Regions from separate parts of the Mus musculus genome. Here region 1 is linked to region 2. A link is a loop called in an ENCODE intact Hi-C map of the cell type or tissue named here. Cell type or tissue: gastrocnemius. All regions are shown on one strand. Links, peaks and the distances in the headings refer to the core of each region. The heading gives the core; the rest is flanking DNA.

Evidence for each region. A loop is a pair of places that touch in the nucleus more often than their neighbours do. Peaks named below come from ENCODE experiments on the same cell type or tissue, not always from the same donor. Only the 100,000 strongest peaks of a DNase experiment are listed, where the experiment ranks them.
Region 1: a loop joins it to region 2, with 2.1 times the contacts of the local background. A loop is called at or near these places in 2 of 42 quality-filtered maps.

The regions. Positions count from the first base shown.
Region 1 is chrX:21,496,362-21,503,749 of GRCm38, forward strand. It overlaps Gm22592 (a small nucleolar RNA gene), which reads right to left and starts at 4,135; the gene lies at 4,005-4,135. In gastrocnemius, for the core only: a CTCF peak has its summit at 4,102 (motif pointing left); a DNase peak (open chromatin) is centred at 3,955.
Region 2 is chrX:21,388,607-21,397,279 of GRCm38, forward strand. No RefSeq gene overlaps it. Among named protein-coding and RNA genes, the nearest start is that of Gm6938, 58 kb to the left of the region's middle. In gastrocnemius, for the core only: no CTCF peak of the experiment used is centred there; DNase peaks (open chromatin) are centred at 4,802 and 5,127; H3K27ac peaks cover 315 bases.

The DNA.
Region 1 (7,388 bases), core at 2,940-5,439, 110 kb after region 2:
ATATACTTTGATCATAGGACACGGAGAAATCAGGCTTGAACTGAGCCAGGTGCTTCCTCCTTATTGGTTAGTTTTCATATTGACAAAAGGTGCTCTGCAGATTGATGGGAGAGACAAGTTCTCAGCAGTCTGACCCAGCCAGGAATCCTTCAAGCTACAATAATGACTTGTCAGGCCGGATGTGCTTTCAGTTACATGACTTTTATGGTGATAACCAATCACTTTCTAATTAGAGGTCTGATTTATAGGAGGGAACTCACAGCTGGTTATGTAAACCTAGTCAAGAGTTTGCGGCTATGGATGTCATAAATTTGAGGGGGAAACCTACTATTATTACTTTTCTAAATGGATATCTATTCAAACCGTGTTCTAAATACTCACATCTATGTCTACCTATAGATGTTCTTTTTAGTCTCTGTCTCAGGAGCTTCTTATTGTAGCAACTGGTGTTCAATGTAAAGATTCACTGATGGTCAATGGCCTAATGATAATCAGCTGCTGAGTGTTTATCCCTCAATAGGACAAATCTACAACCCCTTATGAGGAACATTGTGAAAGAGGGCCCAGAAAAAATTATTAGAGTTTCATAATAGGAAAACTACCATGAAATGCTTCTAGAAGCCTGTAATCACTGTTGTGGGCAGTCTAGACCTTTGAATAGAGACAGAAGTCACTTACCCAGCAAATCCAAATTCAGTAGAAATAGTTACATCCTAAAAAGTCTTTGACCAAAAGGCAGCTTGTAAGTGCCAAAATTGAGGTGAGCATGCACCTATGGTGGACAGTGTAGTCAAAGCAACAACAAAAGTAATTGGATTCAGGTAGTCTATGGCAATGATCATGATGGTCTTACCAAATTCTCATTTTACTGGAAGCATTGAAAACAGCTACAAACCCCAAGCAATTTAGAATAGAACCAATTTAGATATAATATTTGAATGAAGGAAAGCATGGGCCCCTTACAGGAAAGATCTCAATAGATTGACAAAAATTTGTGTTATTAGTCTTTCTCCAGCCTTCTCTAAAGCGACCTATGGCCTTTTACCAGGGTAACTGCATCGAGGAAAGGGAAATAACCAGACCTTTTGGAAACTATTGAATGCTGGCTCTGAACTGAAACTAATTTCATAAGCCCTTAAGTCTCAGTGTAATCTACCATCCAAATTCAAGTTTATGGAGGTCAAGTTCTCACAGTGGACTCGTGAGTCCCTGAACTCATGCTGTGGTTATGGCTTCAGAATGCATCATTAGAGAAGATATACTCAGCTGCTGGCAGAGTTCTCACACTGGCTCTCTGATCCATGGAGTAAAGGCTGTTATGATGTAAAGACTATGTATGAGAGCCACTGAATTCCTATGGTGATTGCAGAGATTATTGCCACCATGAAGAATATGAAATGTGCAAGGGTGCTGATTCCTGCCACATTCTAATGTAACTTTTATTTCAGTGTATGTGCCAAAGACAGATGGATCTTGGACAATATGAGTCAGTTATTGTAAATTAACCACGGGATGACTCTAATTGTGGTGCTATAAAAGATGTGGTCTCATTGTTTGAGAAAATTAAGCACATCCTCTGGTGTGTGGTATGAAGTTAACGATTTTGTAAATGTTTTCCTCTATCACTGTAAGTAAGCCTCACCAGAAGCAGTTTGCTTTCAGCTGACACATCCAGCAATACACTTTCACTGTTCTCTCTCAGGGGGTATATTAATCATTTCATAAATTTCTTTCTCTGGAAATCCCTGAAAAATACATTATTCATCTACATAAGTCAGTGGTACCATCTCTGAGCTGGTAGTCTTGGGTTCTCTAAGACAGCAAGTTGAGCAAGCCAGGGTAATCAAGCCAGCAAAGAACATCCCTCCATGGCCTCTGCATCAGCTCCTGCTTCCTGACCTGCTTGAGTTCCAGTCCCGACTCCCTTTAGTGATGATCAGCACTGTGGAAATGTAAGCTGAATAAACCCTTTCCTCCACAATTTGATTCTTGGTCATGATGTTTGTGCAGGAATAGAAACCTTGACTAAGACAAATTGGGTATAGCTCTAACCTTATCTGTGCATTAACTCAATAGACACAACAAATGTACACTATTCATATATGCTTTATTGATTGATTGACTTTTTCAGCTTTTTATTGATTCTTTTTGACTTTCACATTAAGCATCCCAATCCAGCATCTATACCTCCCCTCATGCATGCCCTCCATTCTTGCAATCTCCCCGAGCACACAACAGAGAAAAAAATCTTGTTGTGGAAGCTGTAGTGTGTCACAGTGTGTCCCACAGTATACACTTCTCTCCACACTTCTTTGCTTGCAAATATTCATTGCAATGACTCATTGGTCTGGTGTGAAGCATCAGGCTTCTGCTACTCTGAGGACCAGACAAGAGGCAGGGTCAGCTCTTCTGCAGTTGTGCCCTTATCAATCCCATGACAAGGGCTAGTTCTGCTGTTCTACCTATGCGAGGTTCAAGCCTTCCTTCTCCAAGTGCTGCAGCTGATGCCAGAACTCCTGCTCTTGTGCTCCCAGGACAACACTTCTGTCTGCTGCAGGTGGTGAGGGTCAAGGGTAGGAGAGGGTCTCTCTTTCTTGCCTATACTGCTGCACTCAGACAAGTTGTGGGGCAGTTCTTCCATGCTCACACCCTTGATTCTGGCTCACCCACACCATAGTCAGGTCTATTGCTGGGCCTACTTTCCTGAGTGCTGCAATAGGTGAGGGATAGGGACATCTGCTCTCAGGATGTGATTGGCAAGGGCAAACAGGAGGGGAGAAGACCTCCCCTCACCAATGCCACCAGCAACAGACAAGAGGAGGAGTCATCCTCACGTTTGGCTCACCTGAAACAGCCACATTCAGGGCAAGCTATATATAATATGCTTCCCAGGAGAGGTACAGGGGTTGCTTCTTTGAGTGCTGCCTTAAGAGAGGAGTGGAGCCAGCTCTCCTGCTCTGAGGACCTGGTGGTCAGCTTTCCTTGCCTGCTATAGGTGGCAAAGGGTGGGTGGGTGGGGGGAATCCCTTCCTCGCTGATGTCAAGGCACTACAGACAAGTGGCAGGGCCAACTCTCCCACACTCATATCCTTAGGGCTGGCTTGTTCCCACCACCAGGGTCATCTCGACCGTGCTGTCCAGGCATGGTGCAGGGTCTGCTCTCTTGGGTATTACAACTGGTAAGGGATGAGGAAAGCTCTCTGCTTTCATGACCCCAGGGCCAAGTCTCTCACCTGACACAGGTAGTAAGGGGCCAGGGGTGAGGAGCAAAGGGGGGCAAAGACAGTATTTCTCCCTTATCTATCCCACTGCACAGGACAGCTCTCCCATGTTCATACACTCAAGGCCAGCTCACCCACAACTCCCACAATGTGTTGGGCCACTCTCCTGAGTCTTGCAGCTGGCTAGAGGCAGGGTCAACTCTCATGCTTTCATGCCCCCAGGGACAGCTCTCTTATGATGTCCTGGTGAGAGGTGTGACCAATTCTCCACAGTCTTCAGATATCAACATATTACTGGGCAGCAGCCCAGACCAGGGATGTCCTCCTGGCCTTTGGTTGAAACAGGCCACTATTGTGGTAGGACCATATACCCAGACTTGGCCACCAGTGACAGCACAGGTCAGGACCCCACCATGGTCCCAAGTGGCATTGCTAGCTATTCACATGAGAGTGTTCTTCACTACCCTCCAGTCCCCTGTTCTGCCTCTCCTTTTGTCTCCACATCCTTCAGGTTCTCTTTTTCTTCAATTTCTCCACAACTTCCTTTCTCCTCTTACTGTTGCCAGGGGACCCTGAGTGTTTGGGGTCACCTTAAGAGAGGTCTCAGGAGTACTAAGACCCACTCATGCATTGTGACATTGGGCAGGGGTCATCTTGCGCATGGTTTGTCCCCACAGGTCTGTGTGGCACTAGACTGGTAGTCATCTCTGGCTAGCTCCCTGTTTGGGACCCCTGGCACCAGACCAGTGGTTTTGTCAGGCTCGTTGCCCCCACCACTCAGGGAATGTTAGGTTACTAATCACTCATTCTGATGTTCATAGGTCAGAACACTGAGCATAGACACAACCTCTCCTCTGCCACCTACTGACACACATGTGATACAGCAGTCACACCAGCAACTCCTCTAGGGCATTTGTTTGTCTTTTATTTTATTTTATTTTATTTTATTTTATTTTATTTTATTTTTTCCAATATAAATTTTCTCTCTGTGGCTCTGGCTGTCCTGGAACTCACTCAATCGACCAGACCAGCTTAGAACTCATAAAGTTTCACCTGCCTCTGTCACCTGAGTGCTGGGATTAAAGGCATGGTCCACCACTACCCTACTTAGTGTTCACATTCTCTTATATTATTATATTTTAAATTATAGATATGTCCTGGTTTTGTTTAAAAAAAAAAACAAGTATCCTCTAGAGTACACTGGCAAGGCAATGAGAAAAAACTACAGGCATAAGGAAAATACTGGCAAAAGATATTTCTGATAAAGGACTGCTATAAAGTGTACAAAGAAAGTCTGAGAGTCAACACTAAGAAAACAAAAATTCTATTGATTGAGGTCTGCCCCACAGTAGGGAACTGGGATTAAAGCAGTAATGAACACGTACCTTTGCAGCTAATAGGTGTCAAATCATATAACATAGCAAGGATAGACTTAAAAGATGCTGGTAAAACATGATAGGCTTATATAGAAGACTAAAATTTGGCCCGATCTTTCACTGTATAAAACAGGAACTCAAAAAGGGCAGAAACCTGCAGGCAGTAGCTGATGCAGAGTCCATGGAAGAATGTTGCTTACTGTCTGGCTTACCAAGGCTTGTTTAGTCTGCTTTTTTACAGAACCCAAGACCACCTGCCTAGGAATTGTACCACCCAAAATGGCCTGAGTCCTCCCCCATCAATCACTAATTAAGAAAATTTCCTGCAGCCAGATCTTCTTGTTGTTGTTGTTTATTAGATATTTTCTTCATTTACATTTCAAATGCTATCCCAAAGGTCCCCTATACCCTCCCCCTGCCCTGCTCCACTACCCACCCACTCCCACTTCTTGGCCCTGGTGTTCCCCTGTACTGGGGCATATACAGTTTGCTAGACCAAGGGACCTCTCTTCCCAGTCATGGCTGACTAGGCAATCTTCTGCTACATATGCAGCTAGAGACACGAGCTCTGGGGGTACTGATTAGTTCATATTGTTGTTTCACCTATAGGGTTGTAGACCCCTTCAGCTCTTGGGTACTTTCTCTAGCTCCTCCATTGGGGGCCCTGTGAGCATCCACTTCTGTATTTGCCAGGCACTGGCAAAGCCTCACAAGAGACAGCTATATCAGGGTCCTTTCAGCAAAATCTTGCTGGCGTATGCGATAGTGTCTGTGTTTGGTGGCTGATTATGGGATGGACCTCCATGTGGGGCAGTCTCTGGATGGTCCATTCTTTTGTCTTAGCTCCAAACTTTGTCTCTGCAACTCCTTCCATGGATATTTTATTGCCTATTCTAGGGAGGAATGAAGTATCCACGAGTTGGTCTTCCTTCTTGATTTTCTTCTGTTTTGGAAGTTGTATCTTGGGTATTCTAGGTTTCTGGGCTAATATCCACTTTTCAGTGAGTGTATATCAAGTGACTTCTTTTGTGATTGGGTTCCCTCACTCAGGATGATATCCTCTAGATACATACATTTGCCCAAGAATTTCATAAATTCATTGTTTTTAATAGCTGAGTAGTACTCCATTGTGTAAATGTACCACATTTTCTGTATCCATTCCTCTGTTGAGGGACATCTGGGTTCTTTCCAGCTTCTGGCTATTATAAATAGGGCTGCTAAGAACATAGTGGAGCATGAGTCCTTATTACCAGTTGGAACATCTTCTGGGTATATGCCCAGGAGAGGTATTGCTGGATCTACCAGTAGTACTATGTCCAGTTTTCTGAGGAACCACCAGACTGATTTCCAGAGTGGTTGTACCAGCTTGCAATCCCACCAGCAATGGGGGAGTGTTCCTCTTTCTCCACATCCTTGCCAGCATCTGCTGTCACCTGAATTTTTGATTCTAGCCATTCTGACTGGTGTGAGGTTGAATCTCAGGGTTGTTTTGATTTGCATTTCCCTGATGATTAAAGATGTTGAACATTTTTTTCAAGTGCTTCTCAGCCCTTTGGTATTCCTCAGGTGAGACTTCTTTGTTTAGATCTGTACCCCATTTTTAATTAGGTTATTTGAATTTCTGGAGTCCAGCTTCTTGAGCTCTTTGTATATATTGGATATTAGTCCCCTATCAGATTTAGGATTGGTAAAAATTCTTTCCCAATCTGTTGGTGACCTTTTTGTCTTATTGACAGTATCTTTTGCCCTACAGAAGATTTGCAATTTTATGAGGTCCCATTTGTTGATAAAGAACAACTTTTAAGTGTTGGTTATTTATTTCCACCATTAGGTCTTACAGATGAAACTGGAACTTAGGCCATCAGGATTGGTGGCAAGCATCTTTACAACCTGCCATCCCTTTACAATGATTTTTAACAGATATTCTTCAAGCAGTTGCTGCTGATTCCTACCATAGAAAATAAACTCCATTTTCACACTTTACTGATTAATCCAATAATGGGCCTCTCTTTCCACTGATGGCTGACTAGGCCATCTTCTGATACATATGCAGCTAGAGACACGAGCTCCGGGGGGGTACAGGTTAGTTCATATTGTTGTTCCACCTATAGGGTTGCAGATCCCTTTAGCTCCTTGGGTACTTTCTCTAGCTCCTCCATTGGGGGCCCTGTGATCCATCCAGTAGCTGACTGTGAGCATCCACTTCTGTGTTTGCTAGGCCCCGGCATAGTCTCACAAGAGACAGCTATATCTGGGCCCTTTCAGCAAAATCTTGCTAGTGTATGCAATGGTGTCAGTGTTTGGAAGCTGATTATGGGATGGATCCCTGGATACGGCAGTTTCTAGATGCTCCATCCTTTCGTCTCAACTCCAAACTTTGTCTCTGTAACTCCTTCCATGGGTGTTTTGTTCCCAATTCTAAGAAGGGGCAAAGTGTCCACACTTTGGTCTTCGTTCTTCTTGAGTTTCATGTGTTTTGCAAATTGTATCTTATATCTTGGGTATTCTAATTTTCTGGACTAATATCCACTTACCAGTGAGTACATATTGTGTGAGTTCTTTTGTGATTGGGTTACCTTACTCAGGATGATGCCCTCCAGGTCCATCCATTTGCCTAGGAATTTCATAAATTCATTCTTTTTAATAGCTGAGTAGTACTCCATTGTGTAAATGTACCACATTTTCTGTATCCATTCTTCTGTTGAGGGGCATCTGGGTTCTTTCCAGCCTCTGGCTATTATAAATAAGGCTGCTATGAACATAGTGGAGCACGCGTCCTTCTACATGGGAC
Region 2 (8,673 bases), core at 3,669-6,168:
CTTGCTTGGGGAGCCCAATTGGCTGGTTTTACCAAAGTAGTACTTGGAAACAATAGCAAGTATAATGAGAAAATGAGTCATTGTAGGAGGAACCAGGGCAGACCACTCACATCTATGTGATAGGTACCATGACTAAGGCTTGCAAACAATACAAGGAGTACAGAAAAGAGGCCACAGCAAGTTTCCTATAAAAGCATGTGTGTGATTTACATCTGGGAAGAAAGACAAAGAGCTAGACAGAACACAACAATGTGAAGCTTAGGAATTTGAGAATACAATGAAGCAGTGCCACACATTCAGAATGCCTTAGCCAAGCAGGTATATATGTATACATATATATATTTACTTGGCAGTTAGTGCAGAGATGGATGGATGGTCAAGGTGCTGACAACAAGCAACTGTTGAATGTTCAGCTTTTAATAGGACACTCACATAACCCTTTACAAGGCCCAAGGAACATCAAAGAAGAGGTGGTTTATGAGCTAGATGATGGGGAGATGGGGTATATTATAGGCAGTGGCATGGATTTCATGAGTGCCAAAATTATAGCAACTCCAATTGCCTGTATAAGGTCTGTACAAGACTGAACCCCTTAACATTCATTCTTAAATGGGTGAGGGTTTCATGGGGGCCCAGACATTCCTGGAGGGAGCTAATGGCAATGGAGGGTTGCTGAAAGCTGTGTTCAGTGGGGTAGCCACAGGGAGTTAAATCATGTTCCAGAGAATAGCTTAACACGCATGCTCATATGCTTAGCTCTGGTTAACCCTCATGGATCATAAACTGAAAACACAAACAATAGAAAAAGATGTGAAAGTAGAATGAGGACTTGGTGGAGAGATGGGGGCAGCTGGAGGAGGTAATGTTTTAAAAAAGAAACACAGCAACAAGAGTGACAATATGTAGGATTGTATACAGAAGGGAACCGGAGGCGGAGGGAAATGTTTTTAGATGGGAAAAGCTTGAACACATTCCTATTTTGAGAGGAGTGATTATGTAGGTACAGAGAAACATTGTGGATGTGAGATAAGGCCATGAATGACTGATGGGATAGTCAAGATTTAGGACAGCAGTTTTCAACCTGCAATCAGATAATTACATTAGGATTCATAACAGTAGCAAAATTACAGTTATGAAGTGGCAATGAAATAATTTTATGCCTGGGGGGGTCCAACAATGTGTGTATTGGTATTAAAGAGCCACAGCATTAGGAAGGTTGAGAATCACTAATTTAGGATGTAAGAAAGAACTAATATCAAAGTGATGGACGTTCAGGTGGGAGACATAAACCTGAATGGATTGTGTTCATTTGTCTCTTTAAGGCACTATATAAACACTGGTGGAAATTTATGTTTGCAGATGGAGGAGGAGTGAGATGGGGTGAGCACGATGTCATATGGCAATGTTGATTTACTCAGAGTGCAGATTTCCAGGTGGCCTCTGAAAGGGAATCAAGAGTTTGTAGGTGTGTATAGCTTGAAGAGACTTATGACTTTTAAAATTCTGATATCAGAGGGATATAAAAGGATGATATTTAGGAATTCAGTGCCAGGACTGGTCCCAAGAGCATGTGGTGTATGATTGTATCCAGCAGATGTCACCATCCTTAGTGTTTGAACTGAGACAGAGATGAGGTTTAGTGAGAGAAAAATCAAAGGAGAAATGGAATTCAGTTAAAGAGAAACAATGAAATGATGGCTCATGAGACCTGTGCTGATTATTTTTTTTTGTTTTGTTTGTTTATTTGTTGGTCAATTTGACCCAAGCTAAAGTCATATGGGAAGAGGGAACCTTAGTTAAGAAAATGCCTCTATCAGATTGGCTTGTGGGCAAGTTTGTGGGGACAATTTTTAATTAGTGATTGAAGTGGCAGGGCCTGGCCGATTGTGGGTGGTGCCATCCCTGGGCACATTCTCCTGGGTTCTATAAGAAAGCAGACTGTGCAAGTCACAAGGAGCAAGCCAGTAAGCAGTACTCCTCTATGTCCTCTGCATCAGATCCTGCCTCCAGGTTCCTGCCTTGAGTTCCTGCCTTGACTTCCCTCAGTGATGGACTATAAGCTATGAGATGAAATAAACCCTTTGTTCCACAAGGTGCTTTTGATTTTTTGTCACAGCAATAGAAAGAAAACTAACCTGTGAATAAAGGATACAGGAAAGGACTATAATAGCGCTGGAAAATATGAAGAGGATAAAAGGACTTACCTTGTGGAGAGGCAGACTTCTTGCAAATAAAAGCAGAGCTAGATGTAAAACTATGTATATAGCTAAATCACAAAATTACTGTGGTCGAATTTTGTGAGAAGCGGGTGTGGTAGCAGTCCCAAGATGGCGCCCGGGACTGCAGCTAAGTCTTATGACTTGCACCTGACTTCCTCATACACCTGGAAATAAGCCATGACCATCATGAGAGCTGCACAGGTGCACCATGATGCTGGCGGTGTAAACAAGTCCATATTTGGTGGAGACACACCCCTGCCGCCCTGATTGGCTGAAGCCTTGTGCCTGGTGAGGTGACGTGGCCTGCTGTGAGTGGAGGGGGGCTGAGAGTATATAAGAGTGAGAGGCCCGGGGTAAGAGAGAGAAGCAGAGGGAGAGGGGAGAGGGGAGAGGGGAGAGGGGAGAGGGGAGAGGGGAGAGGGGAGAGGGGAGAGGGAAGAGGGAGAGAGAGGGAAAGAGATGAAGACTGAAGCTTGCTGAATAAACTGCTGTTAGAAGAACTGGTGGTCTCTAGATGGTCCATCCTTTTGTCTCAGCATCTAGAGACTGCCATATCCAGGGATTCATCCCATAATTAGCCTCCAAACGATGACACCATTGCACACACTAGCAAGCGTTTGCTGAAAGGACCCTGATATAGCTGTCTCTTGTGAGACTAGGCCGGGGCCTAGCAAACACATAAGTGGATGCTCACAGTCAACTATTGGATGGATCACAGGGCCCCCAATGGAGGAGCTAGAGAAAGTATCCAAGGAGCTAAAGAGATCTGCAACCCTGCAGGTGCAACAACATTATGAACTAACCAGTACCCTGGAGCTCTTGACTCTAGCTGCATATGTATCAAAAGATGGCCTAGTCGGCCATCACTGGAAAGAGAGGCCCATTGGACATGCAAACTTTATATGCCCCAGTACAGGGGAATGCCAGGGCCAAAAAGTGGGAATGGGTGGGTAGGGGAGTGGCGGGGAGGGCATGGGGGAATTTTGGGCTAGCATTGGAAATGTAGTTGAGGAAAATACGTAATAAAAAAAAAAGAAGAAGAACTGGTGGTTCTTGCTGGTAGAGAGCGGATGCGACAGAATTTAAATGTTTAAAGGGGGAGCTAGGGAGATGGCTTGACGAATTAGATAGAATATTTGCTCTACAAGCATAAAGATTAGAGTTCAAATCCCCAGCATCCGCTTTAAAAGCTGGACATGGTTGCATGTCAGCTTTGGGGGAGAGAGACAGGTAGAGGATGGGAGCTCTCTGGCCAGTTAGCCTAGCAAAAACCAGTGAGCTTCTGGTAAGATCATGAGATCTGGTGGAGGCATTATGAAATTTCTCAGTTCAGTTTGGCATGCCCATTGGGCACCCTTGTTCAGCTCATGTTTGGGTGGCCATGTTGGTAGGAGTAGGTGCCATGTGAGAGCAGACAGGACATTGGAAGGAGGCAGCTACTGCCCAGTTCTAGGTGAGGGGTGCCATTTGGAAAGCTAGGCCTTGATTGCTAGAAATTTCCATTTTTAGGAGAAATGGTAAATCTTTTTAAAAATGTGAAATGTCCCATTTTCAAATATTGGCAAGTAGTTTTTTAAAAATACCATGAAGGCCAAACAAAGCAATTTTTCTACAAGCTGCCAGTTTGCAACCTCTAGGATAGAAAGGATTGTGTCCAGACTTTCTGAGATGCAAAGCAAGGGCGACTTTTTAAATAATAGTGAATATCGTTATTTCTTCCTTCCTAGATTGTGATGGAGATCACCACAGTAATTTGATCAGGTAACAGGGCTCCCGGAAAGCCAAGAACCAACCAGTTACACTTGGCACTCAAGATGAAACCTAATTTACCATCATATTTCTGCCCCTTTTCAAGATCATTTTGGAGTCCCTTGAACTTTCTTTGGTCTTTATGAAAAAGAACAGGGATGCTGTAATGTCCCGATTCAGTTTTGCCTTTCCAGACTTTTTCAGGTGAGCGTTCTTGTTGAATGTGTGCTTTGTAAGTTTTCAGAAACCTCTTCCCACCAGCAACTGTGTTTTAAAATTTTCCAGTAATATGCTCAGCGGTTCTGAGTGGGACCCAGCAGAAGGCTGAAGGTGAACAAATGAAGCCTTTCATCTGGGCCCAGGTATGCCTGGCTTATAGCAACTTTGCCATTAAGACTTCAGAGGCTGTTTGCTGCCTGGAACACTGAAAGGCTGTTAAACAGCTCCTGCCTTTTAAAACCGAGTGGAGGATGATTGGAGCCTTCTAGACGAAGGTAGGAATCACAAATGTCACGCATGTTTAACTATATGTCTTCTGAGCTCATTTACTGAAGTATTCGCTTGATTCGGTTAAATCTTCTTAAGTTTGCACATTCTTGCTCTTGAGTAATCTTTCCTGTGGGTATTTAAATATCCCCAATAAGTCATTCATATTCAAATCCTTCCCGTAGTACATTTCTAATTTCTTTTATAAGCAAAACACAGTGAGTGGTTCTTTGCTGGAACTGTTTTCGGTTCCTCACCCCATGCGATTCCCTGGGCCAGCTGTTTCCATTGCCTGTGCAGTAAGACCCCAGGCCATGTTCACGTGGCAGGAGGGGGAAGGAGAGCAGCTGAAGCTGGAAGCCCCAGCGGCCTCAGCTGCCAAAGTCCACTTGACTCTGACGCAATGCAACTGCCATCTCCATTTGTAATTTGTTCCTGCTCTACTTTTCCTTTTCAGACTCTGCCACGCTCTCCTTACTCTCACCCCACCGTTTCTGCCCACAATCCTCAGGTTTTTGAGGTACCCGGGCCTGCTTGACTCTACGGAGCATCCAGTTTGCCAGCTTTGCTGTGAATCACCCATTCCTCTTGAACGTGCTCACACTTTCTCCTAAGAGGCCCTGGGCTCTGCTCCTGACTAGCTCCCCACATGTTACTGTCCTTGGCTCTGAGTCCAGTTGTCTGTCTCTGGCTGCCTGCCTGACCCACACTGCTTTTGGGCCTGGTGTATCATGGATTTGCTGATTTTCTGCGACACCTGAAACAATAAGAAGCTAAGGAGTCTGTGACTTGTCTGTTTCTCTCTAGTTTTCCTTGTCATATCCTTAAGTGGCCCCAAAATTGCAAATGAAACTTTGCAGGTACCTAGCAATCTGGACTTTGGTTAAGCGCCAGAGTCAGGGTTAAGACTGGTCAAGTGACCATGTAGGAACACTTCTCTTCACATGGTGGCAAAACTTGTTTATGGCGATTCTTAAATGGAGAGACAGCCTTCGGATTTGAGTAGAGTGATGTATTTTGTGTGTTTTCATGGATGATTTTGAATGCTGGCTTTCTCATTTACCAGAGAGAATCCAGTCTTGGATGATGGGGAAGTAGTTTTTTAGAAGAATGATGGCTCCTCAACAAATTTCATTATTTTAATCTGCCACGTTTTTGTCTTCTGAATATAGTCTGTTTGCTTACAAATGAAAAGATTTGCATCTGTTTTAGATATGTTCTTTCGTGTACCATTTTCCTTGAGACTAAATTGATTTTTATTTGGTTGAAACGTTAAGACATGTCAACAACATGACAAATATTAGAGCTATATTAAAATGTTTATTCATTTATCATTTTATTTTATGTGTATGGGTGTTTTGCCTGCAGACCTGTCTGTGTACCTGTTACGTTCCTGGTGTCTGTGGCAGCAAGAAGAGGGTTTCAGATCCCCTGGAGCTGGAGTTACAAATGTTTGGAGTTGAGAGCCTCCGTGAGGGACCTGGGAATTGTATTAGGGTCCACTAGAAGAGCAGTTGGTGCTCTTAACATCTAAGTCATCTCTCCAGCTTCCACTCTTAAAAATTTAAGATAATTTACTAATTTTATTTTTTAATCACACAATTAGGAAATTAGCACATTACTAATAAAATTAAAGCCAACAGTAAATATGATTTTGTTTTTGCTATGGGCTAGGTATCATACGAAGGGCTTTATATGCTTGACAACCCTTGCAGCTGATGTTGCTGGAAATCATTGCTAAGTGGAATATAATAGACTCAGAAAGACTCAGGCTCAAAAACATCACATTTTTTCCCATACAAAGAACATAGGCTTTAAATTATACATGTGTGCATTAATACATACATACAAACATACTTACATACATACACACAGACTCACATACATATACATCATATACATATATATGCATATACATCATATACATATGAGGTTGTGAAGCTAGAAAGAAGACAATAAGAGGGAAGGAAGAGATCTTAAAGAAGGAAAGAAATAGAGAGTCTAAAGGACTACATGGTGTAAAGATAAACTGGTATAGTCCCTATAGAAATCAATGTGGACGTTCCTCAAAAATTGAAGATGAATTTCCCTCAAGATCCAGTTGTACTGCTCTTGGGCATATACCCAAAGGACTCTGGATCTTACTATGGAGATACTTCCTTATCCATGTTCATTATTGCTCTAGTTTTAACAGCCAGAATTTGGGAACTGCTGATATGTCCATCAACTGATGAAAAGATAATGAAAAGGTAAACATTCACACAATGAATTCAGCAGTTAATAGAAACCAAGTCATAAAAATTGTAGGCAAATTGTCCTGAGTGAGATAACCCAGATTCAAAGAGACAAATAGTGCATATTTTCTCTTATATGTGGACTTTAGCTTTTAAGCTTTAGATATATGTGTGTTTAAATCTGAATAACACCAGAGGTTTGGTATCTAGTAAGGGACCAAGCAGAGAAGGTGCTCTTCCAAGGGAGGGGAAACAGAATATAGTGTTATAAAGAGATGGCAATAATTATTAAAAAGGGGAGCCAAAATTTTGAAAGAGAGCAAGGAGGGGCAAATGGGAGGGTTTGCTAGAATTAATGGGAAGGGGAAATTTTTAATTATATTGTAATTTCAAAAAATGAAGGGAGTAAAAAGGAATATAAACTTTATCACCGACTCATCCATCAATGATGCATCCCAGGATCAAGGTCAGGTTTTTGACAACTTCCTGTAATTCCTGCCACAAGGAGATCCAAGAGTCTAATCTTCTTGGGAACCAGCATGCAGATGCACATACACCCAAGTACATACTGACATCACAATTAAATTAAAATCAAAACATTGGTAAAGGAATCAGTTTTTACTCATGAATGCTTTTCTTGTATAGTCATTCATTCCTGTAGCTCAGGTGTTGAGGCATCAAAAGGCCACACCTACAGAGTTTGTCTTCATCATGAATTGGTTCATGGAATAGAAAGCAAACATGTCGACTTGAAGTCAGAGAAAGCAATCCTTCTCAGGAGGTAGTATCATTTGGGACAATTTAGGAAAGGCTGCCCTGCTGGAGGAGATATGTCCCTGGGGGTGTGGGCTTGGCAGCTAATATTCACCACCATTCCTAGTGCCCATTCTCTGCTTCATGGTACAGGTTGAGGATATGAGCTCTGAGCCTCCTGGTTTAGCTACCATGCATGACGTTGTCGAGTTGCCACTTCATGGTGACCCCATATCCCTCTGGAACCATAAGCCAAATTCAATGCTTTTGTAAGTTGCTGAGGTATTTAGTTTTATAAAAGTGGCTCTACTTTCAACAGAATGCATGAAACAATAATCTACAACTTTACTCCATGATGACTAGTATTCTGTAAGTAGAATAGCTTTAATGGGCATATGGCTTAAATTTATTTCTAGTATTAGGTTTCAAACACAGGCCAGGCATGCATGGTGGGTGCTCTCCCACTGATCAGCATCATCATTCCTACCTTACAATTTTTTAATAAAAAAATATTTTTATACATTATATTCTGGTCACGGTTTTCCCTCCTTCATCTCTTACTAGTTCCTCCCCACCTCTACACCTACGAACTGCACAACAAAAATACTACCACCACCACCACCACCACCACCACCACCAACAACAACAACAAAAGAACCTGCAACCAGCCAACCAACCAACCAACCAGCCAACCAAAACCAAAGCCTAGTTAAAAATGCAGTTTCAGTAAAGGGCATCCATGTGTCATTTGGTGTAAGTGTCAATTCTCAAGTTACATGGCAACTTTACTTATTCTTTAGCCTTGTGGTGGTTTGAATATGCTTGGCCCAGGGAGTGGCACTATTAGGAGGTGTGGCCTTGTTAGAGTAGGCGTGACTTGGTTGGAGTAGGTGTGTCACTGTGGGGGTGGTCTTTCAGACCTTCCTCCTAGCTGCCTGGAAGTTGCTCTTCTCCTAGTTGCTTTCCAAACAAGGGATAGAACTCTTACCTCCTCCAGCACCATGCCTGCTTGGGTGCTGTCATGCTTTGCTCCATAAAGATAATCCACTGAACCTCTGAATCTGTAAGCAAACCCCAATTAAATGTTGTCATATATAACAGTTTCTGTGGTCATAGTGTCTCTTCACAGCAATGGCACCCTAAGAGAAGCCTTAAGTAGTTTTTTCCTTGTGAGGACAAAATTGAGAATTTCCTGTTTCTCATCATGATCAGACTGTTATTTGCTGTCATTT